2 separate regions of the Mus musculus genome follow, and region 2 is linked to region 1. Evidence: chromatin loops called from intact Hi-C (ENCODE). Cell type or tissue: left cerebral cortex. All regions are shown on one strand. Each heading gives the region's core, and the rest is flanking DNA. Links, peaks and the distances in the headings are about the cores only. Region 1 overlaps Hlcs (holocarboxylase synthetase (biotin- [propriony-Coenzyme A-carboxylase (ATP-hydrolysing)] ligase)). Region 2 overlaps Sim2 (single-minded family bHLH transcription factor 2).

Region 1 (15,523 bases), core at 4,762-12,761:
CTCTTGCACTGAGGAGGACACACTGTGGACAAGCTCTGGATGTCTTCGCAATGGGGCCTTACTTGGTGCCCTCAACATCTGCATAAAAAGCTGGATAGGTACAGCAGCCTGCCTGCAGTTGCAGCCTGTGGGGAGTGGAGGTGGGCCTCTCTGCAAGCTGACGAGCCAGATTGTCTAGCTCTGGGCTCAGCAAGAGACCCCGCCTCGGTACATACAGCGGTGAACAAATGAGAGGACGTGTGGCTTCTACACGTGACCACACACATGTTCTACACGTGTCCACACACATGTACACTCACTTGCACACATGTGTGTGCAGACACGCAGATAGAGTGAATTCGACTCTTTAAAATGTCCAGTGGCAGCCAGTGGCAGTGGGGGTGGCATTTGCTGGCTGGAGGAATGCTAGCTTACCCACTTACGATCCACGGGATGAAGTTCTTGTCAAAGGGGAAAGCCAATGTTTGCTCTGTCTAGCATACACATGTAGTCTTGGCAAGAATAGTTTTGAGATTCTTTCCGGGTCCCGGTCTCCCTCATGGACTTGAGGTCAGCTCTGAGGATGGTCATTCCTCCTGGCTGCTTCATTCTTACTGACTTCTGTTTCACGTTGAGAATTCAGGGCACTGAGCACACATGTGACCGTGGTGTGTCTTTGTTGATGTTATTTCTCAACGCTCTGATCAGAGGTCAGGGTTTTTTCCTTTTCTAGTACTGATCAAGTGTTGTGTTTTCTTGGAGCAAAAGTTCTCCAAACTATTTGAAAATAGAAACAGTAAGAGGTGGGTTTTTTTGGGCGGAGGGCGGGGGGCAGACAGAAGATTCGCCCTGCCCTTGTCCCGATGCTGAGGCTGCCACTTCAAGTTCCTGTGCAGCTCAGTTTATAAACCCAAGAGGCAATTTGATTTTCCTTCCTGCATCTGTGCACAGTAGGTCTCACTGACCTCTCTTCCTGCATCTGTGCACAGTAGGTCTCACTGACCTCTCTTCATACATCTGTGCACAGTAGGTCTCACTGACCTCTCTTCCTGCATCTGTGCACAGTAGGTCTCATTGACCTCTCTTGGATGAAAGGTACAGGAGGAGGATCCTGGCCTTTCCCATCCATTGGACCTGCCGCATGCCTTAGGAGTTTGTGCAGACTTCCTGCTTCCTGTAAAGCTCTCTGCTCATGGAAACCCACGCTCTCACCACATGATGTCGCTGCTGAGCTAGGCAACTTGAGTTACAAACCCCCTCTAACTGTAACTGTTCAGAAATTTAATTTATTCTCCATATATCAGTGTCACATAGTGTAATTTGGACATTTTCTACTATATTGGTGGCACTTTCTTTTGGGTCTGTAGAAGTCATTTCAATGCCACAGTTCATAAAATCCATCCATTCATTCAACATTTATTCAATATTAAGTCCCGTTCTAGTACAAGACGTGAAAGAACAAAATAAATAGAGAAATTATCTAAATACCTCCACTGAGGAGCAGCTGTGTTTACTCAGCGTTGAGCCCTGACGCTGCTCTTGACGGCAAGAAGCTCGCAAGATTTATGACATCCCCTCCACCCCATGTTTCTGTGTCACCCACCGTGATACAAAGAGAAACTGGGGACCCTTGGTGTCCGCTATTTGCTGAGAATTCCCTTCCTACCTGAACACCAAGACCTGCATTGGACCACCTTAGTAAAGCCCCACCATGGTGACTGGTGAGACCACTGGGAAGGCAGGGCAAAGCAGGGCTCTGCTGAGGGGCGGCTCCCTTGCCACGCTGCCTTCCTTCCGACATGGGTCTTTACATCTGATCCATCCTCCCAGGGACAGGTGGAAGGTCAGGCCTGCAGCTGAGGCCAGTATATTGAAAACCAACAACACCGCATGCTGTGTACCTGGGTCCACTAAAAGAAGACTGGAAGAGCCACGGTGTGTAGACATATGCACATGTATACGCACACACAATACACATACGTATACACACATGCACACACAAGCACATGCACACACATGTACACACAAAAACATATACACGTGTATACACATACGTATACACACATGCACACACAAGCACATGCACACACATGTACACACAAAAACATACACGTGTATACACATACACATATGCACGTGTACATGTATACACATACACATACATATACATATACATACATGCACAAACAAACATATACATACACAAACACATATACACACACAAACACACTTATATACAAACATACACACATGTACAAATGCATATATATGTGTGTGTGTATATATATATACATATACATATACATATACATATACATATATATATATATATATACATACATACATACATACACATTCTGGTGGTAAGCTTAATGTAATTTAATAACACTTCAAAGTTTTCTTTATATTTTTCAAAATTGTCTATGATAGATGTATGTTACTTTCATATTGAGCCAAGCTAGTTATTAATAAGTAAAAAAACAAGCTAGTGTGTCATCAACTTTGGAAGCCTCTCACATGTACTTAAAACCTGATTGTTTGGACTCTGACACTTGGTTGAAATTTGACATCTGACTTAATTATTGGGAGCAGTCATCCTCAATCTGGGTAGCAAATATCCTCCATATCAGATATTTATATTTTGATTCATGACAGTAGCAAAACTTCAGTTATAAAGCGGCATTGAGATAATTTTATGGTTGGGGGTCACCAGAGCATGAGGAACTATACTAAAGGGTCGCAGCATTGGGAGGGTTGGGAACCGCTGGTTTAGGGGGTGTAGCGTTGCCAGTGGGCTGTTTGACTCCTGTGAGTGGCATGTCACAGTCATGGCTGCCCGGCTTACTAGTGAGCTCCAGGGTTGGTGTGTGGGTGCCTCACTGGTGCTCACCCGTGTGAGCAGAAGGCGTTGCTGGACTAGTCACGACTGGAGCCCTGTTCCTGCTGGGGTGACCCAGAACCCTCCGCACTACTTCTCCATGAATAAACCCATACAGGGGCCAGCGAAGGTCAGGCTGACGGGCCGAACGCTTGATGTAAGATACATTATGGGCTAGCATTACATGGTGGCCTTCCTGTCAGCCCTCCATCCAGTAGAAGTGTTGGCAGGAATGCAGCATCACTGTGGGGTATGCCGTGGGAGACACACATTTTGTAAGGAAAAAACAGAGAAGGAACCCATTTCTGTGATGTTGTGTAGGAAAACTTAAACATTTATTTTATGTAAAAAGATAATAATTTTATAAATAAAAGCAGACTTCTTTTTTCAGTGAAAACTGTCTTGTTCCCCTGCCTTCTAATCTCTGTCCGAGGGAGGGCAACAAGGAGGAGGACACACTGGAGTCTCTGGCGGCTCCTGTGGAACGGCTAGGCCAGCTGGGATTTAGAGCCACCCCCACCTTCCATCTCATACCATCCCTGTCCGTGTGACATGTTGATGTTTCCCGGGTGGCCAGAGGATGCAGAAGAGCATGGACGCCTCACCTCTAGCCAGGGGGGCTGCCATTGCTCTGAGGAACCCCCACCTCTAGCAAGGGAAGCTGCCATTGCTTTGAGGAACCCCCACCTCTAGCCAGGGGGGCTGCCACTTCTCTGAGGAACCCCCCACCTCTAGCAAGGGGAACTGCCATTGCTGTGAGGAACCCAGGCTGTTTGCAGATTTCCCCCGGCCTGGCTTCCCACTCAGTTAGGGAGCACACACACATTTTTTTGTTTGTTTGTTTTGTTTTGTTTTTGTTTTTGTTTTGCTTTCTTAGGTGTGCACGAGGCTGGGCGCAGTGATGTGTAGGTGACCTGGGAGACTCCCGCTGGACTCCTGCTTGGCAGGAGCTCTTTGAGGGCGTCCAGTTACTTGCCCTTGGGATCAAGATGTAACCATAACAAGAAGCGACAACTGAGTTTGTTGATAAAGCAGCTGGGTAGAGTCATGATTGTGGTGGTGGTGCTGGTGGTGTGTGTGTGTGTGTGTGTGTGTGTGTGTGATGTCGGTGCTGTGGGAGTCGTGGCATGAATCAGTACATGCTTAAAGACAGAAAAGGGTTACAATATTCCATTTTGATTCAACCCAAGATCATAAACAAAGAAACTCTATTCCCTTCCTCAGACCCCAGCTCCTGTTGGTGATTGGCTGTTGTTGGTGAGAATCGTTTTTTATATTTGTAGATGTATCAGAAAGCCCTTAGTGTGGCCTTTCTGCCCAGGGAATCCCTTCCTGAAAATTCATTTTCAATTGCTCACATTGAAGGTGTTTAGTGTGGTGTTTTAACACATAGCTGTCACGAACTGCAAGCTTCTCTTCTGGTCTTGTTGCTTTATGACAGAATGTAGACTAAGTCATTCCATGCGGGACCTCCCTTCTGTCTGCACTGGCCACTTCATTCAGCAAATATTTGGGAGCTAATGAGGGTGGGCCAGGTGCTGGGGCAGTTTGGGAGACACAGTCATTTCTTATCTTGATGACATGCTTTTTGGCTAACCGCGTCTTCTTAATGTGCTTCATGGTCTCATCTGGACTCCCCAATAGGCAGGATGAGGTGCCTGCCTGCCTGCCTGCCTGCCTGCCTGCCTGCCTGCCTGCCCGTCCATCCATCCGTCCATCCCTGGCATGGGGAACCTGAGCTTTCATTTACTTATTTACTTAGGTGGGAATCAAACCCAGGGCCTCACTATTGTATTACCGAGCTGTGTCCTCAGCCTGAAAGTTGGGTTCTTTCTTCTTAGTATTTAAAAACAAAACTGTGTTGCGGGGTGATATATGCAAGTATGGCTGCATTAACCTGGCAAGCGTGTGGGGCAGCCAGGGACTGACCGAGATCTGTCTGTCTGCAATCACTTCTCTATGCAATGGTAATGTTGTTGTTGTTGGGAGACAGGGTCTCTCCCTGAACATGGCTCTCCCCATGTTTCGGCTAGCCTAGCTGCCTAATAGCTCCAGGGACCCCCTGGCTGCATCCCCTGCATTAGAGCTACTGCCTCTCCACTGCACCCTGCCAGTGTTGTGCTCGCCGAGCTGTCTTCCCAGGTTGTGAACTAGCTGTTTGGAGCCTAAAGTGCCTAGTGTTGTTGCTTTTTAAATTTCAATATTCCATTTAAGAAAAAAAAAATCTCTACCTGACAGATTTTTTTTTTTTTTTTAAGCACAGTTTTGACATGGAGCCCTCCCCTCCCTCCTGTGGCCTTTAGGCCTAGTTCTGAATCTTAAATAAGGGACAAACTTCTAGCAATACTTTAAAATACAGTTAAAGAAATATTTCTTTGGAGATCCAAATCGGAGAGAAAGTCGGGGTCCCAGGTGCACTGGGTGGCTCCTGGTGTGCGTGCGTCTGCTGAGGTCTTGTGGCGGCTGCTTTACAGAACAGCCCAGAGCAGCTGGCAGATTAAAGCCAACATTTAAAAGCTTTTATAGCTGCGAATGTTTTCAAGGGCCTTTCATATACCTTTCTCTCTTTTCTTCTTTCTCTCCCCACCAATACTGGAATTTTTTTTTTTTTTTGTTCATTTTGACTGACTTCCTGTTATCAAGTACAATGCCCGTGTAAAGGCCACACAATCCCTTTTAACTCCGAAATGCAAAAAGCGGAATTCACGGGGTGTTGTCCTCAGTCTCCTTTTTACAGGCTGTTTTTGCGAGGAGCCTTTGAGCTACTGGGTGACCTGCCTTTGTGTGTGGATCTTGTTCTCACAAGCATGTTCCAAAGCTGCCTTCGGGGTCCACACTGGAGGGCAAACATCAGGCAGGAGAGAACTGCTCACGGGAGAAGGAGATGCCCACAAGACAAACGCGGCTCCTGTTGCTTCCCGGCCAGGCCTTGCTGAGTTTCAGCGCATGATTTTGGTTTTCTCTGAGCCGACTTTTTTTTTTTTTTTTTTTACGGTAGGATCTGGAGGGGTTGGTGGAGGTCCACGCAGCTCTGCAGCCGCTTGCTCACGGTTACGCCGTGGCTAGGAAGGGCGGCTCTGTTTCCATAGACTATTTATATCCAGCGTTTATGCAGTCACAGATTTGTGGATGGGAAGCAGGCTCATTTGGAATAAAAAAATCCTCCAAGAGCAAATGCTTTCTGTCTCCTACACTAGCTCCCTAATAGCTGCCATGTGTGAGCGGGTTTGCATTGTGCCGTTCGTTACCTCCTGGGAAGCCGACTGAAGCCGTTTCTACTAAATCTCGGAACGTTCTTACCAGCAGAATTTTCTCTCTCAGGTCCGACAGACACATCCCTAGGAGATAGCCCACACTGGTACTGGGTTAGGGGGCACCATCAAAAGGCCCTGTGATCAGGTGCAGAGGTGAGACCTGGATTCAAGGTGGCCGGTGGTAGGCACCCATGGTAACTGGCAAGGCCTGGCCCTGTGGCCAGGAATTCCTGTCAGTGCAGGAATGTGAGTATCTGGGACCTGATGGCCACTTGGAAAATGTATGCATTAGAGTGAATATCACGTGCTCTTTCTGTCCATGCTAGTAATTTGGATGTTGCTCTGATGGCAGAGCTGGCATCTTGGACAAACATGAAAATTCAAAACAATCAGGCCAGCCTTGACGCTGTACCTGGGTGGGGGGCAAGCCTCAGCAGAGAGGGTCAGGGTGCTGCAGTTGGTCTGGGTCCTTCTGGCACCTTTCTCTGGCTTCCTTAGGAAATCAGGGAACTCCACCAAGGTTAGTCTGCCTGTCTGTATGTCCACCAGGCACTTACTACAGACGGAGCATACATTCTGGGCAGACCTTCCATTGCTCAGTCCTACCACCGGGGGGTGGGGGTGGGGGCTGGGGGGTGGGTGGGTGTAAGATTGTGTGCACTGAGGGTTTGGGGGCTGTGTTTCTAGGCTCCTGCTGGGAGTACGTGAAGTTCCCTTCCTTCAGCATTTGGTAATGTAATCAGAGGAAGGCTGGTCAGAACTCCCATCTATAGCTGACACAGGTCAGGTATCATGTTGTTCACTATAAATGTATACAGATTTAATGTGTCAATGAAGAAGAGGGGTATACTGGAGTTAAAGACTACAGTGCCGGCTCCAACTGGTCATAAGGGAGAGTATCCCGCATAACACAATTTTAGAGTTTGTGCCTCATTTTTATCTCCCGAGGAACATGGCTTTTATAGGTGAAAATGGCACAGCCATTAGAAGATTTGCTTTAATTGCTGTTGGTAGTGTTTCACTTTCTCATGTTAGCCGTGCGCATGTGCATGTATCCATTTAAACGTGTGTCTCCTGTAGCTAAAACTGTACTGAAAATAAGATCCCCGAGGGACAGCCTGTCTCTGTGAAGCACTTCTTTGACCCCGAGGATAAGGAGATGCTGTTGGAATATCTGGAGACCTCTGACACCAAGGGAAGTCACACCTCTCCCTGTGACTCACAAAGGGTCACAGTGTAAGGGGTGCTGTGTGTGTGTGTTTGTGTGTGTGTGTGTGTGTGTGTGTGTGTGAGTCTCTTTTGTGTGCATTTGCCTGAGAGAGGGAACGGTGAAGGCGAGCTTTAGCACAGGACATTTAAATTCTAAATGTTTGTGAAGGTGCAAGTTATCACCTGTCTGTAAGGACAGGAGGAGGGCCACTCTGTGTGTCAGCGTTGCAAACTAAGGCTAAGGCTTATTTCAGCCTGAACTTTAAAAAATATTAAATAAGTTTACCCTCTACACACAAGTGAAAGTTTAGAAAATTAAAACTAGAAGCCATAATAATAAAAGAGTAAAATTCTCAGAGAAAGCTGAGAGGATGGCCTCACCTATTCCCTTCTCAGTTCCTTACAAATAAAAAAATTTAACTAATTAATAAAAATGTGGAAGTTGTACATATTTACAGGATTCCCTGCGGATGTGTATATCGTGTGTTTAATCAGCTTCCCCTTCCCATTTGTAATTTCTACAGATAAGCAAATATAACTTTTAAAAGATGTACCAGACAGTGGTTTCATATTCTAAAAATGGTGGTTAACTTTTGGAGGGCACAAGGGGCATAGTTAAATCTCCTTGCCTGAAAGTGTCAAGTTGGGTTAACGAGAGTATTCTTGTCGGCAACCTTGATGCATGGCTGGTGCTTGTCTCTTTTCCTGCAGCCTCTGAGTCTACAATATTTAAAAGTCCAAAGTCTATAACTCTGAAGATTCTTCTCTGGAACGTTTTCTTTCCATGGTGTCGGGCATAGGCCTAGCGCTGCGGGTTCTTCACTCTGAGTCTCTCATAGGAGATGCCTTCGTAAAAGACGGTCACCAAAACCCCAGAGTCGTCCCTCTCTGTCAGAAGACGAGAGACGAGATGCCCTCCACATCCTTTCCCCATGCCCTGAGGTGTTTATGATGCAATTGGCAAAGCAGTTAGACTAAAAGTCCCAAGTGTGCACACGTGTGTGAATGAATTTACGTCTGTGTTGCTGGGGCTCCAACTCAGCTTTATGTGTGCCTGCAGAGGAAAACTCTCAGGCTTAAAAACACCCCTCACCCCCTCCCTCTGCCCTCCAAAGCCAAACCAATTCCCTGGGATGCATCCTGTCCTCAAACCATAATTATTGCCACTTTCAGCTTTATACTGGAACAGATCCTGACTGGAGACCCATCAGCGCTTAATTTAAACACAATTAAAGAATATTTTCCTTTTTCTTTTAAATGTCAAGCATTGTCTCAAATTAATTTATCTTTACTTTAAGAATTATCATTACGGTCTAAACTAGTCCCAGATTTTCAAACAAAATTACATTTTCAAAGACTGTGCTTTCTGTTGTCCCCGTTACTTGATATTAGGTTTTCTTACTGCCTGTTTGCCTGTTCCACGGTGCAGTGAATTTAGTCCTAGGGAGGTGATCTCTGATGCAAATTCATGTTTGCCATAAAAAATTGTCCGTGTGAGTGTGTATGTGCATGCATGCTTGTCTGTCTGTCTTTCTGTCCATCTGTCTCTGTGTCTATGCCGGGCACCTGCTCTACCTCTGAGTAATGTTTCCAGGCCTTTTTCAGTACCATCTGCTGGTTCTCATTCTGCATCTGGTTCTGACAACTGGGCTGTGGACGCGCCGAGAAAATGTGGCATATCCCTTCCGCTTTTCCAGCGCTGGGTAGAGAGTCACGGCTCTGCTCAGACATCTCTCAGAGAGTGTCCAGCGGGCACTGGGCACCAGCATGGAACATGTCTATCCATACTTGACGGGGCTCATATATTTGTTTTGATAACTCAAAACTTTCCTATAGCAAAAACCAAGAAAACATTCTTTTCTCTGAGCCACTGCTGAACTGTGCACGTTAGCAAAAGTAGAGCCCTCACAGTGCTCTACTTGTCACGCTTCTCCGAGTCCACCTACAGCCAGTCAGAGTCCATCTGTCCACACCCACGCCTTCCATGCAATGATTCCAAACCAAATCCCAGCTATTGTTTTGGCTCTCCTTGTGAGTATTTCAGTATACGCTTCTAAAGAGATAACACCCCTGTTTGAAAATGTTGCTAAGAGGTCACTCTGTCATCCCTGACAGAGGGCTGTTTTCCAGTGTTCTCCCCTCTAGCTCCTGTTTAGACACACTGAAGAGCAGGCTGTCTTGCTTGCTTAGGCACCGTGCATAAACTGCTGAGGCGGCTGAGAGACAGACGAGAGAGGGAGCAAATGGGAAGCCATTATAACCCGGGGTTGGTGGAGACAGGGAGAGGTGCTGTCTCTTCCAAGGCCCTTCTGGAGGCAGCAGTAAATAGCTGTGGCCTCACAGAACAACAGGCGAGCTGAGCTGAGCTGCATAGGTTTATCCCCACTCTGGCCCTTTCAGAACGAACTCGAGTGTGAGCTTCTCGCCTCTGCTTTCCCCGTGAGGAGACCCCGTTTCCTTAGCAAGTATTGGGTTGTACTCTGCTTTCAGTTTCAGGTTGATGTTCAGCCTTTGACCCAGCCACTTTGTTACAATAAACAGTTTGTTGATGAGAGCAGCTGCTGGCCAGCCGATTGTTTCCAGATTGTTCTCTGCCGAGCGGAGCGGCACTGTTGGAAGAAGAGAAGCGACTACTTCTGCTCCTTTATACTCCCTGCCTTGCATTCCGTTGGCCTCCGATTCTTCTGTTTATATCTCACAATGTGACTCTGAAGACCTCACGGTGCTGAGTGCTTGTTTGCTCTGCGCGAGCAGCGCCTTCTACAAGTTTCTGCCCTGAGATGCAGTCTTTATGTTGTAGGAAAGACTACCTAAGTTTAGAATGCAGAAGTCGGTAGACTGTAGTTCTATGTAGAGAGGCGGAAAAGTAAAATCCTTTGTGCGCGTCTGACTTTATAGACCCTCAGGGTTGGAAGATGTCTCAGGGGTAAAGTGCTTGCTTTGTCATTGGAAGTCTGGAGACCCCGAACCCGTATAAAAAGCCAGATATTACTGGGGTGCAGAGTCCTGGAGGGCTCTGGCCAGTCTAATAACTTTAACTCAATGGTTCTCAACCTGTGGGTCGCAACCCCTTTCAAAGACCATTGGAAAACACAGCTATTTACATTATGATTCATAACAGTAGCAAGATCACAGTTATGAGGTAGCAACGAAAGTAATTCTCATTCAAGACAACATGAGGAACCGTATTAAAGGGCCGCATTCCTTAGGAAGGCTGAGAACCACTAACTTAACTCCAGGTTCACTGAGGAGACCCTGTCTCCAACACCAAGGTAAAGAATAATAGAAGACACCAGAAGCTGAGCTCTGGCCTCCACAGGCCCAGGCATAGGCAGCGTGCACTCACACAGATGTGTGCATATACCTCGAATATGCACAACTCAATTCCATTTACTCTTTGTACACGTGTGCACGCTTGCGCATGAGCACATGTGGTGCTTGCGCATGCGCACATGTTGCTTGCGATGCTGCGGTGGAGACCAGAGCCCCACGCGCCTCGGGTCCTTCTACTTTTGAAAGATAGGACTTTTACTGTTTTTATTTTTTAAACAAATGGGGTGGTCACTTACTCAAAGCCACACCTTCGTTTGGGTTTTTCCTGCTTCCCTGGTCACCCCCAGTTTTTACCTGGAATGGTCTGTCTGCCTGTAGCGGCCTTCCTTAAGAAGGGGAGGTCAAAGCTTTCCGGCATGAGAGCCAACACTTCTCACCAAAACCGGCCACCCGGGGCAGCTGTCAGAAGGGTGAGGCTGAGCTCACCTCCTCAGAGGCTGGTGACTTTTTCTACAACCCGTAAATTTTGTTAAGCTACCATTCCTGGTTTCAAAACTCAGGTCTCACCAGGCAGCCTGCAGTCGCCACTCATACTCAGGCTGCAGCCCAGCGATTACGTAGAATCTGGACAGGATTCAAGTCCCAAGATTAGGACTTGTGTGCTTTGCAATCCCTGCCAGTGAGCTCTTCCGAATACCCCGGTCCCTCACACCGAGAAGCTTCACAAACGCACCGGGGCCTGCGTGGCCTGCCTGTCTTTGGACTGCTCCGTGACGGTGGAATTCTGCAGTCGAGAAGCCTCTCAAATGCTTCTCACTCTGGCATGGCCTCAGCAGACAGCAAGGGAGTGAGGTGAGGGGCACCATCAGATTCAACTAAATGCAAAATGCCCGAATGTGTTCTAGCTGTGTTTTGATTTGGGGGATGGAAAAGGTTTGGTTTTGTTTTGTTTTGTTTTTCCAACTACGGTCTCATTTTGTCCATTGGGCTGGCTTTAACAGCCGCACTTTCCTGCCTCAGCCTTTCATGGGAACCACTACATTCAGCTGTTTGGATTTTTTTTTTTTTAAAAGAGGGCCACATCTTTGGCTAGTGACAGACGTGGCCTTAGAGATTCTTCTAGAAGAATGTTCAATCCACATTTTTTGTTCTGGAAAAGTAAAAGGACAAGGAGAACTTTTAGGCCACACTTAAACCTTCAGTCAAGGTCACTAGTATTGACAGTTTGCTGATAAAAAGGGCTGCAAGCGTGCTTGCATGCCTGTCTGTATGTGTGTGTGCATGTATATGCATGCATGCGTGAGCATGCTATGTGTGTGCGTGGATCGGTTCATGCATATGGGCATGAGGCTGTACACCAAGGGTCAACATGGAGGGCTTGCGTAGATCTTCCCATCTTTGTTTCTGAGACAGGATCTCACTGACTCGGGAGCGTATTGATTCAGCACAGGTTGGCCCGTGAGCTCAAGGATGCATCGGCTCTCCCTCCCTACTATGTTGCTGATATTATGACCTGGACTGACATATCAACTTTTTCAGGTCCTTGGGTATTAAACTCAGGTCCCCATCCCTTCATGGTAAGCATTTTACTGACAGAGCCATCTCCCGAGCTGAACCTTTTATTTTTAAAAGATGCTTGTGTTATTACTAATAAGGAAAACGGTTCTGAGCCCTCTTCGTTTCCTTCCAGGGTAGGCAGCATCTTTTAGGACTTACTTCTAGGGTTGTCAGAGAGTGACATTAGCTCCCAAGTGGCCCTGGGTATTTCAGGACAATCAGAGCTACATAGAGAAACCCTGTCCCCAAAATCAAACCAAATCCAGACAAGCAAACAAAAACCACAGACAACAACAACAACAACCTAATGAAAACAGAGACCTGGAGGTCTAGCACAAGCCGTGTTCACTTGACTTTATAGTTGGTTGGTGGCAGGTCAGTTCATCTGATCCCCCCATGTCCAGTGACAACTACCCCCTGGCTCCAGAGAATGCCAGGCCAGGCAGACAGAAGACAGGCACATGAAAAATGGTGGGACTGAGTATATCCTAGATGCAGAGGCGGTGTCTCAGCTGGTGGTGACCAGCAGAAGCCATCATGGGACAGAGCACCCAACAGAGGGGGTGTAAGTAAGCAAAGGGGTTCTGCTTTGGATTGTGGATTCCTCATGTCAGAGCAGCTCAGTGGCGGAGGGCAGTGTTTGCATGCTTGAGCTCCTGCCTAGCCTGGCTGGACCAGGAGCAGAGGTAGGTCCGACCTGGAAGACCGGCCCCTGGTTGAAGGCTCCCAGCTCCTGTAGCGCTTCCACCAGGGGACTAAATGTACAAATGTGAGCTTCTGGGGTACATGCCACCAGCAGACCATACCATGCAGCAGATATCTGTGGAGGAAGTGAAACATACGGGATGAACTGCTCTGTGAGAGTGGGCTGTCAGGCGGGCGACCCATCCAACCTCTGAAGAAGGTGGGGGCAGTCATCCACACTTGGGCTCCTCGATTCCCTGTGACCCAAGCACTGTTCACAAGTCCCCACTCCCCAACACTGCTGCATTATGGAATTTGAGCCATGACTAGGAACTTGTGGGATACACCCAGACCATAGCAGGAAGTACGAAGAGGCCAGGTGAGTCCACTTCCGGGAGAGCTGAGCAGGCTTTTCCAACTGGCACCCCAGGCATGGTTTCCTTGGCTTTGCCCCCTTCACATTCCCCAAACTGTCAGAAGTTGGTTTGTGTTGGACTCTGACAAATGGCGGGCGTTTCGCATAAGGCACGGCTAATGAAGGCCTTGGAGACTCCTGCGGATGCCGACCCAAACCCAGGAGTCCTGTGAGTGGAAGTCCACCCCTCTTGTTGTAAGGGCAGCGCCTGATTCCTGCCTAAAGCCTCCCTTTGTCTAGGAGCCCTCCCCTTCCCTGTGCTCCTAGAACTAGCCTGGTTGGCCCGGAGGAGGTGTGAGGCCCATAAAACCAGCCTCGTTAGAAATGACTTATTCATTTCTCCTGTTACTGTTTCCCCTCAAGCCCTTTGTGGTCTTCACTAGTTGGCAGGGTGGTGGGGGTCGGTGGGGGAAGGGTTGGGGGTGGTGGAGGGGTAGAAAGTAGTAAATCTAGGGCCTTTTACTACAACTGAGCCAGGCTATCACTTTACTGGACACATACTGAGTGCCTACTTCGCAGAGGCACTGGTGTGGATGGAGATGGGGAGGAGCACGCCCCTCAGATTCATCTCACAGGTGGTGTGTATAGTAGACTGTGGTGGTTTAAATGAGGTGTGTCCCCTGGTCTCACCCTTGGGGACTCAGGGTGTTTCTTCAGGGGTGTGGCTTTACTGCAGGGGTGTAGTCACCAGGGGGTGGTCTCGGAGTCGCTGCCTAACCTCACTCTCAGTTCCCTCTCTCTGTCTCGTGCCCACAGTTGAGGGCGTGAGCTCTCAGCTTCCTGTTCTGGCCACCGCTCCCACTGTTGTGCCTCCCAGCCAGGAGAAACTACCCGCTCAAATCCCACCACCTCTCAAATCCACCATTCCTTCCATAAGCCCGTCGGCTTTATCTCATTGTGTTTGGACACAACGGAAAGGTAGCTAAGAGTCGCAGAGTTCCTGTTCCAGTTTGGCCTAGGTTCTGGCAGAGAGGATCAGAGTGTGCAGAAAGGCAGATGGCAGCAGGGACAGAAGCCAGGCCTGGTCTGTGAGTACCCTCCCCAGTCAGCGCCCAGTCCTCCCTCACCCTCTGCACTGTCCGAGGGTCGGGGTCCTCCCGCGCCCACCTCTGGTGGGTTCCATTGTGAGGCTGTTCTGTGTTCCGTGTGCTCGTAGCCCCAATGAGAGGCTCTTCCCGTTTGCTCCTCCCGTCCTGTGGGCCCCGGGTGCCTCATTGCCCCTCACTCTGATTCTTTCAACTCTGCCCACACTTCCGTGAAGAGATCTTTATTGGACATTCTGAACGCACTATATCCTGCCCAAACCGGATCGCCGTGAGGCCAGGAGTAACTCTGCTACGCGATAAACTTTGTTCTGTGTGAGAGATGTCATCTGTCAGAATAGAAGCAGCAGGGAGATGGCGAATCCAAGCTTCAGATTGAAGTTCCTCGTACTGAGCTCCAAGCTGCACCCCTGTATTATCACTACCCCCAACTTGCACTTGCCAGAGTTTGCATCTGTCTGGGGCACTGTTAGCAGGCCATAATAGTCTGTGTTACTTGGACCTGAGTAAGGCGGGGGGCCATTGCTGGAGACCGTGGGGAGGAATAAGAGCAAGAATTCCGGGGCAGGTGGATTTGGTTTCATGGCATCAAGTTCCAGCTCTGCCACTTGTTGCCTGTGTGATTGTGAGGCAGGTTGGACAGGTGGGATGTTATGGTGGCGTGGGGAGGGAGAGGAGTACTCCCCTCCAGCCCCCCCCCCCCCCGGAGTCTAAAGCCCCTGGCGAGCTGAGAGCCAACATTTGCTGTGAAGAGTACCAACATAGCTGGGAGGCTGACAAGAGGGCTCAGTGGGTAAAGGGGCTTGCTGCCAAGCCTGACCAACTGTGATCCCAAAGACTCACCTAGCTGAAAGAGAATGGACTCACTCCTGTAAGCTTTTCTCTGGCCTACACACACACACACACACACACACACACACACACACACACACACAGGAGGTGACTCAGTGAGCAAGAGCGTTTGCTTTGGAAGCGTGGGGACCTGGTGGTTTGGGTCCCAAGTACTAGCAAAACCCGGGTGCAGGGGCTGTGGGTAGCTCTGTGACTAAGTGCGCTTACTACTTTTACAGAGGACCTGAGTTTGGTTCCCAGCATCTACAGGGTGGCTCACAACTGTTGAAACACTCAAACACACGAAAATAATAAAATCTTAAAACAAACACACAGACAAAACTTCTGCATGTGGCTTCACTGGCCTGTAACCCCAGCACTCTGTAGCAGAGATAAGGAG
Region 2 (15,523 bases), core at 3,455-11,454, 130 kb after region 1:
CAGCATGAGAAACTGGATTAAAGGCTCATGGCATTAGGGGGGTTGAGAATCCTTGATAATGTCAAGGTGCTTATTTTTAATTTGTTTTTTCCCCAGGCTGTGGATTCAATGTGACGAACAGTAATCCTACCATTTGTATCAACGACCTCATCGAAGAACACAATAAGCAGCACGGGGCGGGCCTGAAGCCCCTGCGAGCGGACTGTCTCATAGCCAGAGCCGTGACCGTGCTGGAGAAACTGATCGACAGGTTTCAGGACCAAGGGCCCGACGGCGTTCTTCCCCTCTATTATAAATACTGGGTGCACGGGTCAGTGCCCCCTCTCCTCGTTCTTTTAAAATTACTTAAAGTTAGCACTTGAGTTTCTTAACATTCCGGTCTGATAGTTTATTTCTTAACTCTGATGGAAAAGCCCAGCGAGGACAAAGCCTAAGTCGGCCTAGCGGGAGTAAGAGGGACCAGGATCCTGGGAGGGTGAGCTGGGAAGACTGTGACACTAGGACGAGCTGAAATCACTTTAGTGTGACCTATGAGGAGGCAGACACGGCTGAGAGGTAGATCCTTCTTCATCTCAAAGTGGGATCCCCATGGGACAATGGCAGCCCCACCCGCACCCAGCATCTAATAAATCTACACTCAGGGGGCTGAGGCTAGCCCTACCTGCTGACACTCGTTCCCAGCATCCTCTGCAGCTGAGGTGTGAGAGCCACAGTGTGTAAGATGAGCCTCTACCCTTTCAACATGAACTTACAAGAAGGTGGGACAGCTTCATGGCGTTAGTGCTCCTCTTCCCATTTTTACACAGGTTCCAAGGATTGGACCCTTGGACCCAGGTCACCAGGCGGAGCAGGCGCCTCACCTACTGAGCCACCTTGCCTGTCCCTTTGTAGTAAACTCTTTCCTTTCTCCATTTTAGCTAGCACAGATTGATTGGAAAAGTGATGAATTTGGGTTATGACATCTCACATGTTTGCAACGTAATTTGGCCATATTCATTGGCCCCCAGTGCCCCCTCTCATCTCCCCTGCCTTCTTGGTGTTCCTCTCCACTTTCCTGTCTCTTAGCACATCCAGTTAAGAGTACTCTGGGTGAGAGGAGGCACAAATCACCAGCAGTGGGGTCAGAATTACTGTCATCCAGTACTCAGAAGCCCCAGCCTGGCCCTGTGGCTGCCCAAGTAAGTATTAGGGCATTTCACAGGGACAAAGAAGGTCCGAGGTCACCATTGTAAGCCTTAGCCTGTCGCCAGGACCCTAGTCCCCTTGTAATGGGAAGTCACCGAGCAAGATGTCCCAGCCTTCCGTTGCCTCCCGTGACCCCGGTGTTGGTGTGCTTCATTTTCAGTGGTCAGCAAGTCCGCCTGGGCAGCACGGAGGGGCCACAGGCATCTATTGTGGGCCTTGATGACTCCGGGTTCCTGCAGGTCCACCAAGAGGATGGTGGGGTTGTGACGGTGCATCCAGATGGCAACTCCTTCGACATGCTGAGAAACCTCATCGTGCCCAAGCGACAGTAACACCTTCCTGTGTCCCCAGACAGCTTGGATCTACTGCAACAGGGAAGCTGCTCCTGGGATCTCCTGGGAGCACTGAGCAGGCGCACTCCGCTTGCATAACTGTTGTCTCTGCCTGCCTAGGGCCTGGGAAGCTAATGCAGAGTTAGAGGCCAGTTGTTAATTCTTCAGGTTGTGGGTTCCCTGCCCCCACCCCCTCCCCACCCCGGGATTTGGGACACATATATGTGGTTTTACTGGGTGTTTGAAGGTGCATCTGGTGAGGATTGACTCACAGGCGAAGAAGGGTCAGTTTAGCCTAGGAGTTTAGTTTGCCTTGTGAGGTATAGAAGTGCTCTTCCCCATGTGGGCTTGGATTTGTGTGTACTGGGAGGGAAATGAGAAGCAAGGGGTTAGGAATAGCGCTGAGATAGTACAAATATATCCCAAGGAGTGAAGGCCTTTAGCCCTCTGCTGTTGAAACAGTGAATGCCCACAGCTCAGGGGCATGCTCACTGCTGTCCCAGAACACACAAGTGTTGACCTGCACGTAGGGTTGTTGCTGGTTTCCTTTGTCAAGTTGGGCTTCTTGTAGTAGCCTGGAACACAGGACTGAAGGATGGCCACAGAAATGCTGCTAACCAGCGTTATCTCCTTTCCAGGATCAGATGTGTCAGGTTTTAGATGTTTAAGCCATGATGGCAGCTTCCTTAGAGACAAAGGCTTGCCCAGGCTGATGGAGACGTGGGCTCACCCTCTTGCCCACACAAGGGAGGATTCTTGGAGCTTTTAAGCTGATCAGTTGCAGGCTCTGTTAGAATGCCACATCCCCATAAGCTTGTGTCCCCAAGCAGGGCCGAGTGCAGCACTGTATTGTAAGTCATGACTTTCTGCCCCCAATTTCATAATGTCAGGAAGGAGAGAGAGAGAGACTGACACAAAAATGCCATCAGTTTGGAGAGACGTATGTGCGTGCAGAGCATGCCTGATTTTGCGTGTGTGTGTGTGTGTGTGTGTGTGTGTGTGTGTGTCTTTAAAAGAAGATGTTCAAAACTTGATGTGCTAAAACGTCTCCGTGGAAGAACAAAGGAGAGGAAGCCTTTCTGGGCTTGCGTTTCCAGATGTGCTCCGTGCTTTCCCGTGTACCTCCCGTCTCTGTGGAGCTTGTGAATCATACCCATCGCTGCCCAGCCTGAAAGAACTAGTTCCTGTCTGCCCTCCTGCTTCCTGCCACTTCCACTGAAGTGGGCGGACGGAACAGATCGCTTCGCTTAGAGCAAGATCCTCGTCATAAACGAGTACCATCTTTATCCAGCTTCTGTAGTCAGGGCCAACTCCAGAAACCAGAGGTCTTCGGCATAGAATCCACTCACCCTCAGCCTAGCAGAGTCAGCCCCATTTGAAGCAAAAAATAAAATAAATAAATAACAGGGTGAACTATACCAACCTGACGTGTGTTTGAGGGGCTGTGACACTAAAGGAACTTGAAAGTAACTTTTCTTGCAAATAAGACTTTGACTAATGTTTTTCTCAAAAAAAGAAAAAGATACATATATAAAATTTAGTTCCGCTATTTTTTTAAATTCATGCGAGTTTAAATAAAACTGTACGCCACCCCAAATTATAAAGTGACAGGCCCAAGAGAGAGAGAGAGAGAGAGAGAGAGAGAGAGAGAGAGAGAGAGCGAGAGCATCTGTAAAATATCATCAAGAATGAAGATCTCCAAGCTGGCTGTTGCAAAGGTTCATTTCTCAGACTTTGTAATATAAGGCTGTTCATCTCTCAGAACCGCCATCATTACATTTGAAATTTCTATGGGGGATTATTTAATGAAAAACATGCTATGTTTTATTTTAAGCTGAAGGCCTATTCTGGATAGTTCTACTTTGGGGAAAAAAATGTTATCATTTAATTTCCTTTCTGTAAGTTAAAACTAATGAAGTGTGGTCATGTCAGAGCAGACAGAGATGTTCTGGGCATGCTGATTGGCCCTGGGGTAGTTACACTGTTTGGGGGTATTCTTGCGTATGCAGACAGGACACTCCTTGTCTCGAGAGACAGCACAGCCTGAAGCACTGAAGCTGCATTCCCCACTGGCCTGACTTGGCCTCACATGAACCAAAGACTTCAGATTTCACATCGTAGAGAGCATTTCTGCCGATGGGGCGTGTGAAGGCTGCCACTGTACCCGCCACATGCGAGGGTATTCACACTCTCAGTGTCCCAGGACCTCCAAGAACTTTACAAGTCTCCTAACCTCGATGCCTCCTAATCTGGAGACGTGGCCACCTAACCCCGACTCTGTATTTGCCGTAAGCAGGTTACTCCTAGTGTTAACCTGCTTGCATATCTACCCCTGGGTGTTGGAAGGCACAGGTAAGCAAGCACTGGGTCTCACACAACTCAGCTGAAGCAGTGAGCGGCTTTGCTACCCTGACATGCCAGCAACGGGGCAACCTCATTCCTGGTTCATCTCTATGCATCTTTGAAATAAACAAAAATGTAAACCTTTGCTACTTTTTTTATTTTTTAGCTTTTCAAAGAATCATCTCTGAAAAAGTATTACTATAAACCCATGCCTATAAAGTAATTCTACCAAAATAAACTTAGGATTTTCACTGTGGCTGCAGTCCATTCTTGCTTTACCCTGGGCTCATTGAGAATGGCCAGTAGCTTCTGATTACACTGTTTTTATTTGATATTTAAACATGCTTTTATAACAAAGATCACGTGTAAGAATTCAGGAACCTGGTACTTTGTGAATTTTTATGTATTTTTGGTGAAAGGAGATCTTACTAGTGGGGGAAAAAAAGTCCATAAAGGCTCTAAGTACAACCAAATCTTTTAACCAAGATGAGCGCTCGGAGACTCTGTTCTTTACGGGTGTTTCCGTTGTGAGAACTGATCGACTTTCATTAAAGATACTTTTCGTCCTGAGGGTTTTAATGGTATCTTGCCTGGGTTTGGGATCAGCCTGAGTCATGTGCTGCAGGTAACCCATAGGCTGCCAGAACTGCTTTACTGGAAGCCCTGGGCTTCTGAAAGGGTGAGGGAGTGGGGGCAGGGTGGGGAACCAGGCCCTTCCACCCCTTCCTGGCTCTGCAGAGGTATGAGTGGAATGGCTTGTCTAGAAAGGGGCTTCCAAGAACATAAAGGAATTCCTTTCCCTAGGAGGCCCTGTTCAGGGTCCAAGGCTTGAATTGGCTTAGGCGTCAAGTCCATTTGATCTGGCATTTGTGTCAACATGCTCCATCTTTGATAGGGCCCACAGTAATGATGTTGTTGTTGTTGTTGTTGTTTTGTGAAAGAAAGCACATCATTATTAAAGCTTCACAAAGTTGAGAAAAGATACCAGGGCAAAACCTTGGGGATGAGCATAACAGTAATTAGGTTGCCATGGTAACTGCTTGGCAACCTTGTCTGAGTCCATAACCTCTGGAAGCCAGTTTAGCTCTCCGAGGAATCATCCTTCCTATTGTCAACTATGAAAACTGGTGGTTTATCCAAATAAAGAAATGTTTACTAATAGACATTTTAATTTTTAGAAACACACAGACTCCCTTATATTTGTTTATGCTATCATTTGTAAATCTATAACAGGGTCATTCTCCCCATCCCCTACCCCATACACACACGCTAAAAACCTTTCCCATTAACCTCCTTCAGGGTTTGTGCCTTGTGGATACAGGTTGGCACAAGAGCAGATAAGTGGAACTTCATTGAAAAATGTTGGTGCTAATGCCCACAGATCAAACATAGACCTTCCAAGAACCATGAGACTCGTGAGCATAAAAGCTTGGCTTGTCATGTGCAGACGCTGAGAGCATCGAGTGCTGAGAGCCACTATCCCATGACCCAGTACCTTCCACATACACTGTTGGTCCTAACCTTGCCAACACTATAGGGAATAAACAGGGTCCTCACTAAGTGACACAGAAAGCAGGCTGAAGTTTACACTTTGAGAGTTCTCCGGGCCATTGATTCTAGACGGATTAGTTGTGGGTGTTATGATCTTGACCATCACACGGCTTCTGAAGGACCACACAGGCCAAACAGTCCCATGTGAGGTTTATTGGGAGAGAGAGGGGCAAGGTGGCGGCAGAAAGAGAAGGGGGGAAGAGAGATCAAGGGGGCCTTTCTTTATAGCTGGATAATAATGTAATCACAGATAAAGGTGGAAGGTGAGCCACGTGGATTCTGGGAATATGGTGGCTGTTGACTTGGCAACAGGTGTGTAGGTCCCACCTATGATGTCACAGGTTTCAGAGGCCCTGATACCAACAGTGGGTTTTTTGTTTTCATTTTGTTTTGTTTTAATGTGGAACCTTTCTATATAGGTGGGAAGAGTTTCCTAAAGTAAAGGGGGGGGGTGGGGCTTGTTGTGGGTTGGCTGGCTTTTCCATACAGGCTTTCACAGTGTAGCCCTGGCTGTCCTGCAACTCACAGAGATCCTCCTGCCTCTGCCCCCCACGTGCTGAGATTAAAGGCATACTCCACCACTGCCAGGCCCATGTAATCTACATGTTTTAAAGTAAATGGATACAATATTTCCTGTGTAGAGAAATTGAAAGGTGACAACCAAAGCAGATATTTATTGGTCAGGGCAGATGTCTAGGTCAAAGCAATGAGAAAATTTTTGAATAGTGATTTTCTCTTTTTCTTTCCATACTCATGTTCAAACCAGCATCTCCTGCCTGCCAGGCAAGCAGAGGACCACTGAGTCACACCCCCAGCCCTAGTGACCCCAAAAGAAAAAAATGCATACAGCCATAAATAAACCATAAATGTGAAACAAAAGTAATGGAAATTTATTTTTAAACACTGCTGGTAAGTTTATAAAAAGGATCTCCATTCACCTGTTACACACAACATGTTCGTATGAAGCTCTTGCTACGTAGAAAACGCTTAAATGTATACACCGCTTTCAATACATCCCTTAAGCATGTTTTTCTTCCACAAGGTGCAGTCCGTTCTGGTTTCCGTATTGCACATGCAGTTTAACTAGCTTTAAGAGTTCCTAATCGCAAGCAAACACAAGCGTAGGACTAGCAAATCTGTGCGGGCTGGAGGGATGCTGCCAGGGAGGTGCTTGACAGGGCCATTCTCTAACATGCCTGGCTATATATATCGTTTTTGCATTTAATGCCTACTTCATATTTTGAAGGTGCAACTTGTGTCAACCAGAGTTCCTAAGGGCTCGGTTATGAGCGAGCTTGTTAGTGTGCTTCGGAAGCACACCCGTGTGCATGCACACAATAGGCTTGCACGTCTGCCTCCTTAGCCTCTCCTTGTTGGCTTTTGTATTTTTAAAAGGATTAAATTTAAAAATGAGATGCATGAGTTCAAAGACAGCAGAAACTGTTGTCTGCACGTGGGACTTACAAGGATAACATTCTGCGTTTACAAGTGTCCAAAAGGACTCTGAAGGGACTTTCCACCCTGTCTGTACCCCTCGGGAACAGAGGACCACAGAGGGGGGCTCGGGGGGGGGGGGAGTGAGGGTCTTAAAGTGGCATCTGTCTGCCAAGCTGTATGCAATGTCTTGAATTCCCATTATTGGACCTCGGCTTGATTGGCTTCATGGTGAGGAAACCAAGATCCCTGGAGACGGTAGTTTGAGGTCACAGATTGACACCTGGATGCTCAGCCCCATGAAAACCGGCCCTTGGACAGGAATGGGCAGTCCCTTCTCCCCATTTCCCAACTGCGTCCCAACCCTCTACACCAGCATCTACGGTAAAAATCTAAAAGTCGGCTGCGGAGTTCTATTAAAATAGTTGTCTCTGTATAAATTAATTTATATCGTGCATATACAGTTCGCCCCTCCATCTGCTGGACCTTGGGGGTGAAAGAGGAACCAGAGAAGGCCTGGCCTATGGCTTCTCCCTGAGGGCCGCCCTGCCGAGCGGGACTGGCCCTGGCGGGTCACCTGCCGTTGGTGATGATGACCGAGGCGCCCAGGTAATGCGGTCGGGGCGCGCCGGGCGCAGAGGCGGCGACGGGGCCTGGGTGTCGGGGCCTCAGCGAGCCGGCCGCCTCGGGGGCTCCGGGCGCAGCGCTCCCCAGAGGCCCGCGGCGCGCCAGCACGCGGTGGTAGTTGAGCAGCACGAAGGGCAACTGCGCCGGCGCCTGCGGCTCGGGGGCGGGCGGCGCGCAGCACTCGGGGGGCGCTCGGGCCAGCGCCAGCCGGGCTGCGTCCCGGGACGCCTGGCGAGGCGCCTTGGCAGGGCCCAGCGCCGGCTCCTCGCGGTAGTGGCCGCAGCTCGGGAAGCTTGGGGGCGCGGGGTCCTCGCAGAACCTGCGCGCGGCTGCGGAGGGCGCTGCGGGGACAAGAGACAAAAGAGAGGATTGTAGGGGAGGAAGCCGCCCACTCAGAAACGTGTCCATCCTCTGCTCTGCACTGAGCCACACGCACCCTCAACCCTGCCCAGCCACAGACGCCGGTGGCCTTGCACAGAGACGCTCGTGCCAGGTTCACAGAAAGCCACAGGGTCCTCCTCGGTCCTGCATTGAGCTACACGCGCCCTCACTCTTGCAGTGCGACGAGGTCCTGCTCCATCACGCACAGAGTCATGGGATCCTCCATCACACACTACCACACGCGCCCTCCATCGTTAGTCCTCCTCCGTTGGTCCGTGCCACCCCTTGTGCATTCCAGGCCAGCGCACATTGTTGGAAACATGCTGGGAGCTTTAGAGGAACAGGTGGGATTCATTCTGAGTAACACGCTTAACGCAACAGATCCAAATACTCCAGTGTGTCATCAATATTAAAAGATGCTTTAAGCCGCGCGGAGCTAGTGGACAGCCGCAGAATCGAAGCCAAGCAACTCTTCTTTACAGCACCAAGTCTACCCATTTTACTAATCTCTCAATACGGTGGGGGTGGGGTTGGGTGGCAACCACCCTGTGCTGTTTAGTAGGCCCATAATTAAAAGTATTAACTGTGCCCATTCAAGTAACTCCCCCGAGCTTTCCCATGAAGCCGTTGTTTTCATTTAATACCAAAGACTAGTAAGTTGCTCACAAATTGCCTCAAATTAGCACCTTCAGTCCTTCCCTGAGGCCCGTCTTATCAAATGTGACAAGCAGGCGGCTGCCAACCATTTTTGCTTTAAAATAGTAATAAAAGCCGGATTCTGTGTGTTATATCATTGGCCAGTCCTCAGATACAGAGAAATAAGTCTGGCTCACACGGATGTTTGCAGGGTCTTTCCCCTTTTCTTTCTTGACTGTGAAGGACCCTTGCACAGATGAGATGGGGATCCAACCATCTCAAGGGTGGGATCATAGCTGTGGGGCCAGGCTGGCGCCAAGGCAGGGCGGGCCCCAGTGACTGGTGGGTCTCCTCTAAATTGTCTGCTTTTGAAAACAATGTTCTCCTTGTGTCCACAAAGGCCCGATTTCTCCCATAATTGTCCCTCTGCTCAGATTTGCCCACAAACTGTAGACTGATCACAATATGGAGTCATAGCCTCAGAGTTTGCACAGAAAGCAAAGCCAGAGAGGCAAAGCGAGGGAAAGAGAGGAGAGAAGGAGAGATGATTGTGTTACATGGGAGTGTGGGGGCATGTACTGAGACATGATTGTATGCGGGGGCACACACTTCAGGGAGCTACTTTATAAAGGCTAGTGACACTTTTTCCTAAGCCATAGCATCCAAGTGTGACATTTACTCCCATATTAGCAGTTCCTGCAGAACTAGCAGGCACCTAGAGTATGTCAAGTAGGCTCCCTACATCGGCTGTGGTCCCATTTCACAGAGAGAAAAGCAGAGGCTTGAGGGTGCTAATTGTTCTCTGTTCATGGCTTCTGTCCCCAAGGCCGGGCATTTCTTCATTTGTTTTCTGTAGTTTGAGAACCGGTCTGGGAAGAGAACTAACATCTGCCATTCACTCTGAGGAACGGCGAAAAGGCACCTCAAGGATGCCGCTGGAGCGTGGTCAAACATGGGAGCTGGTTTGGAAAATCACTTTTGCCTCCCTGTGAGGTCACGAATAAAGCCAGAACTTATATGGGGACTGGGCACTCAGCTTCTCTCTGCTGTTTATGCCATCTCCGGTGTTCTTGTTATATGTAACTCACGCCCATGAAACCATGATGGGCAGTAGGAAGCACAGAAATCCCAGCTTAGAAGCAGAAGAGGCCAGTTTGCCCAAAGCATGAGGATTCTTTTTCCATCCACCACCCACTGCTACTGAGGCTGAACCCCTGCCCTTCCCCTCCTGTAAATGGGACCTACCTTCATAGTTTGGCACAAGACCATGCCGGGCAGCATTCACAGGAGAAGGCTCAGAAAGGTTTTTAGCTGGCGATGAGCTGCTGGGCACTAGAGAGTTGGCACAGTGCCACTGGCATTCGCTGCTGGCTGGCAGTGTGCTCAGGAAGAAGCGTGCCACCTCACACGGGGATCCTTGGGGCTGCCCGAACTTGGCGGGCAATCCTGGCTTCTTGCTGCTGAAGACGTGAGAGTCCAATGGGAAGTGTCCATAATGGTAGGAGAAGGGGAGGCTGTAGGGCGGCCCATATAAAAGGTCGCTGGCTTCTGAATGGAGCTGCTGTTCCGGGGGAGCCACAGCATTTGTGGGGGGACTAGTTCTCCAGTTTCCCACCTGGCTGCACTCCAGTTTGTCCATTTGGAAGGAGCTGTATTGCTGCACGGTAAGGGAAGACAGAGGAGAGTCCAAGGGTAAGCTACCTCCTAGTCACACCAGAGGTTGAGGGGCCCAGCCCTTCGTGCTGGGGCTGGCCTGACCCTAGTGTTACTGCAAAGTCCCTGAGTGGAAAGAATTTATTCTCCAAGATGACCACATACCAGATGGTTGTGGACCCTTGCCACTTCCCACTTCCCAGAGCTTATTAATGACACTTTGAGAGGAGAAGTTTCATTTTGATATTACCATAAGCCAAATGAGGTAGCATATGCTTATCCTCCGAGCTGTTTGTGGGACCTTTTCTCTCTCTGCAAGGACATCCCTTGTTCATAGTTCATGCCCAGGTGTCCTGAGTCCCCAGAGAGATGCTATCTTGCCCTGTGTTCGTGTTACCTGTGGGGGATATGGGTTGGTTCTCAGCTTTGTCTTCATCTTTGTGTTTTTGGGTTTAGCTGATTTCCTAGTTTCTTGTGAGGTAGACAAGGTGGTTCTCCAGGACTCCTGGGACTTAGAGGTGGATACCTGGTCCAGAGACAGCTGAAGTTCCTTGTATTCAACATCCCTGAAAGGCAAGAGTGGGCAAGTCACGCCCATGCATGACTTCCTCATTCGTGGAGGAAGAGCTGCATCCCCGAGCAAGCTTCTCCTCCAGTCCCAGAGCATCTCTTATGGAAGGACACATGGTCCTGACAGAGGCCACCAGCAGCTCCAGTGTGGTGACTGTGAGTTCTGAGCAAGGTTAGTACTGTTTGGCAAGAATGGGGGGATTGTAATATGCTTTCTCCAAACCCATTCAGTCCACATACACAACCCAAGGCCGCTCTTGACCACGGCAAGGGGTGGACATGCTAACAAGGCATAGGTGGCAACCCCCATGACCCTCACGACCCCTACTGGTTTGTGCACCTGAGGCTTCTCTGTTGGGGGACCCAGAAGCCTGGTGGGATGGACCTGTGGGGAGCCAGCTCCTAGCCTTGCCTACTTTCACATGGACTCCTGTCGAGCCTGCAGACTCAACTTGGCAACGTCACACTCCCAAAGGGAGAGCTACTGCTAGATGCTGCCAGGCCTGGCTAGTGTAATGAAGGAACAGAGGCATTTTCCCCCGTGTGGTTTTGCCAGATCATTCCTCCTAAAACGCACAGTAGCCTGGCGATCGCTCTGTGAAAGAACTTGGGGTCTGAATCCTCAGTGCTCAGGATGCAAAGGAGGGCCCTTCATTGGCAGAAGCAGGGCTGAGAGGCAAGTGTATCAACCACTGCTCACGCTGAGCCGTGTTCCAGGAAGGTTTGCCTGTGACTTCTAGTGGACTTACACATAACTGCATCTGAGTCTTTTGGTGGCCTATTCCTGAAATCCCAGTACTTGGGAGGCTGATGGGGGGAGTCGTGAGATAGAAGCTAGCGTCAACTAATGATATGACTCTGTCCCAAAACAATTTTTTTTCAGTAAAATCTGGGGTCTTTCAGGCACCAAATATTCGACCACACTGGTAACAGAATATGTGAGAAGACAGAAAAATGGGAGAGAGCGCCTGTTCCTGAGGGCAGAAGCACAGATATGTATGTGACTGACACAGGACATATACCCACCCTCTTTGCACTCTGTCCCTTCCCGGGCCCCTCTCTCGGGCTCAGTCTCAGGATCTAATAAGCTATAATCCTGTGAGGCTCCCCCATCATCCTTGCTGCCACTCCCTGGCACACGTTAGTGGTTGGGAGCTCCCAATCTACCAGATTATAAACAGATTGTAAAACAAAAAGGGAGGTAAACCGTCCAGAGAATGAGGAATGGGAGGGGACACTTCTTGGAGCATTGTGACAGGGACGGAGGAGAGAGCAAGGAGAGAAACAAATGTGGCTGACTTACGTGAGAACATAATTGACACTCACGATGCAGTGAGGCCGGGAGGAGCGGCTGTTGTGCACCACGGTGGCGTAGCTCTGCACCCAGACCCAGCCGCCCAGCTTGGACAGCAGCCGGTAGTATTTGGTGGTGACCTGGCCCTTCACCAGCACTGTAAGCACAAGGTGACATGAATCCTGGAGCTCTGAAGGTCCTGTCCTACCCCTTGACACACACAGAGCCTTCCAGGGCAAAGGAAGGACTCTTAACAGTGGGTGGGCTTTCACCATACAAACTTGCACATGTGTGAGTGTACACCACACACACACACACACACACACACACACACACACACACACACACACACGAAGGAATGTCACCTACAACTTTGCACAGTCCCTGGAGTGGTCCCTCCCCTCTTGTTAAGAGCCCTGAATTAACAGTCACTACTTTCACAGGAGGAAAAAGCCCCCAGACAGCACCGGTACCTACAGAGTGGAAAGACCTGATTAACTTTTTAGTATCCAAGTGCCCCCAATTATGTTTTAATCCCCCCAACCTTTATGGGCAGAGGGACTTAGTTGTTTAAACAGAGCTCTAATTTTAGTGCATCTGACCAAGTGTCAGATTGGCATGACATTTGCCATCTGCCGGGCTGTGTGTGTTCACAGAGAACCCAAGCTCTGTCCTCAAGTGCTGTTTATATTTTCTTCCCAATTACCCGTTTTTCTCTCTGGCTGTTAATTTCCTGTGTTGCTCGTGTAAGAAAGCCTTCCACTTGGTGACACAGCTCCTGAAAATTGGGCCCATGAGCCCACCTTCTATGCATGGGTGCACATTCTGGGCAGCAGAGCAGTCCCCCAAAGCCACTAGGTGCCCATAAACTGTCACTACTCCCCTTGCAGACCTCAGGTAGGCAGATGAAGGGAAGCCTGGGAGAAAGGAAAATGCCAGGAGCTGCGGGTGGCCAGTGGAGAGCGGAGAGCTAAGCAAAAGCATGGCAGCTATTACACACACACACACACACACACACACACACACACACACACAGAGACACATACACAAACACACACACACAGAGACACAGAGACACAGAGACATACTCACACACACAGACACACACAGAGACACACACAGAGACACACACAGAGAGACACACAGAGACACATACACACAGACACACACACAGAGAGACACACAGAGTCACATACACACACACATACAGACACACACACAGACACACAGAGACACATACACAGACACACACACACAGACATACAGAGACACACACACTCACACACACACATACACTCACACACACACATACACTCACACACACAGAGACACAGACACAAACACACAGAGACACACCTACACACACACACACGTACACTCACACACACACACACACAGAGACACATACACACACACACAAGCTCATGCTCTAGAACTTTCCTGCTCTTTTCCTGGGGCCCTACCAGAAACCACCTGAGCAGAGACCAGAGAAGGCCAAAGGAGCTGAGGCTGTGATGGAACTAGCGTGTGTCACATACACACACACACACACGTGCACACATGAACACTTAAATACACAGAAAGACTTCATGATGGTTACTCAGAGCACTCAGACCTAAAAGCTGTGCTCCAGAAGAACATGTACAAACCTCCAAAGAGTAACCATAAAAGCAAGCACTAAGCAAGCACTCCCTCGACTCCTTGACTCAAAGGCAGGTGCCCTCCAGCAGACACTCAGAAAGAAATGAAGGGACTGTGTGGGGCCGTTTATGTGAGATGCTCACAGTAGGCAAATCCATAGGGCCAGAGCCCATGGGTGGCCACCGGCTCCAAAAGAGGAAGGGCAGGAATAAAGGAGACAGAGCAGCCACTTCTGGAAAGACTGGCAGTGTTGGGCAGTCACATAAAGGTTTCAGCTGCAATTGTAAACGCTCTAAAACCCACAGAAAATGGTTCAAAGGGTGGCAGGGAATGCCAGCCAGCTGATTGGTGGTGGGGGCCTGGCCTGGGCCTGGTGGCGGGTGACTCAGAACTCTAGAAAGCAGTCTGACTGGTGGCTCCCTGGACTTCACTTGAGGGACAGGGTATGCAGGAATTACGCACGATGTAAACAGACCAGTGTGCAGGGAAGATTCGCTGCAATTCTGTTTAAAGACCAAAAGCTTCTTTGGAGAGCCTGCATGTTGGGGGGGGGGGGAGGTTGAGACTGAGGAGCTCTGTGCAGACACCGAAATGCTTGACTGCGATTGGTGACTGGACACCGAGGAAAGAGGAGAGGCGGCAGAAATAAGTGTAACCCTAACTTAAGAAAATGGGCCTGTGGGCACACGCCCGCTCAAACTTCGATCTTCTACTATCTTTCCTCATTCATATGTCCCTGACATACAGTTGAGGAACCCCGGCCGACAGATGGGGCTCCACACACAAGCACTCTTATCTGACCGTCTTCTCATCTTCCAAAGTTCTAGCAAAGAGAGAGTTTCTAATTAGAGCGAACAATCGGGTATTTTGTTTTAACATGGGGAAGTGTTTTGTCTGGGAGGTTGGGAAGCAGAAATGCAGCTTACTCAAGGCTCCAGGACTTTAGGAATATCTGTGGAGATGCATGCAGTAATCTTGACATGTAACAGCCATCCCTCTGACCCTACTGTGTAATAGCCATCCCTGTGACCCTACTGTGTGACAGCCATCCCTCTAACCCTACTGTGTGACAACTATCCTTCTAGGCCTACTGTGTGACAGCCATCCCTCTAACCCTACGGTGTGACAACCATCCCTCTAGCCCTACTGTGTGACAGCCATCCCTCTGACTCTACTGTGTGACAGCCATCCCTCTGACCCTGCTATGTGACACCCATTTTTACCACTCCTTTCTGCTCAGGATTAATTCTGGCTTCTCAGTACATTTGCTTGGCCAGGGTGGGATCTCCTCTGCGAACACGGACAAAGCCGTAGAGTAAGGTATTTACAGTGCTTCCTTGACCCCGTGCTTCCCCCATCTCCATGACATCATAGGAAGTGATATCTTCATGAAATGGAGTTTTCCTACCAAGTTACACAAAGGCCTGCACCTACAGCCGAAGTAGGATCAGGGTGTGAAGAACATCCCTGCTACAGGCTGAACTGTGCCATCCAAACAGAGAGCTGAAACTCTCACCCCTAGCACCACAGAACAAGACTTTTTGGAAACAGAGACCTTATAGAGGTAAATATGGTGGCACAGGCATAGGCCCTGACCCGTTACGACCAATGTCTTTATAAGATAATGGGACCATGGAGCATGGGAGCAGACACACGGACGACTGAGCACTTGAGAGCACCAGGAAGATACTGAGGAGAGGAGGGACCGTGCTGACATCTTGAACAGGACCCGTGCCTCACAACTGTGGAGAAATGAAAGCCTCTTGTAAGAGCTATTTGGGCTGTGCAGTGGTTGGTTGTGGCCGCCCCAGAACATCTAAACATCATGAGCAGCAGGGTCCTCAAGAAAGAAGCTATGTCACTTCTGTGGGGTTCT

The links. Hi-C counts contacts between places; a loop is a spot of excess contacts. Peaks named below come from ENCODE experiments on the same cell type or tissue, not always from the same donor. Only the 100,000 strongest peaks of a DNase experiment are listed, where the experiment ranks them.
Region 2: it touches region 1 in a loop (2.3-fold over the local background); 4 of 42 quality-filtered maps call a loop at or near these places.

The regions. Positions count from the first base shown.
Region 1 is chr16:94,244,604-94,260,126 of GRCm38, reverse strand. The region is part of intron 5 of Hlcs (holocarboxylase synthetase (biotin- [propriony-Coenzyme A-carboxylase (ATP-hydrolysing)] ligase)); the gene reads left to right. Among named protein-coding and RNA genes, the nearest start is that of Hlcs, 38 kb to the left of the region's middle. In left cerebral cortex, for the core only: no CTCF peak of the experiment used is centred there; DNase peaks (open chromatin) are centred at 6,013, 8,977 and 9,285; H3K27ac peaks cover 468 bases.
Region 2 is chr16:94,117,788-94,133,310 of GRCm38, reverse strand. It overlaps Sim2 (single-minded family bHLH transcription factor 2), which reads right to left. Exons shown (of 11, transcript NM_011377.2): 8 at 12,016-12,163; 9 at 10,540-10,708; 10 at 9,735-10,146; 11 at 6,279-7,813. The coding sequence ends at 7,419. It overlaps Hlcs (holocarboxylase synthetase (biotin- [propriony-Coenzyme A-carboxylase (ATP-hydrolysing)] ligase)), which reads left to right. Exons shown (of 11, transcript NM_001360045.1): 10 at 97-310; 11 at 1,346-4,005. The coding sequence ends at 1,517. Among named protein-coding and RNA genes, the nearest start is that of Sim2, 40 kb to the right of the region's middle. In left cerebral cortex, for the core only: a CTCF peak has its summit at 7,542; DNase peaks (open chromatin) are centred at 7,872, 8,081, 9,863 and 11,350; H3K4me3 peaks cover 867 bases.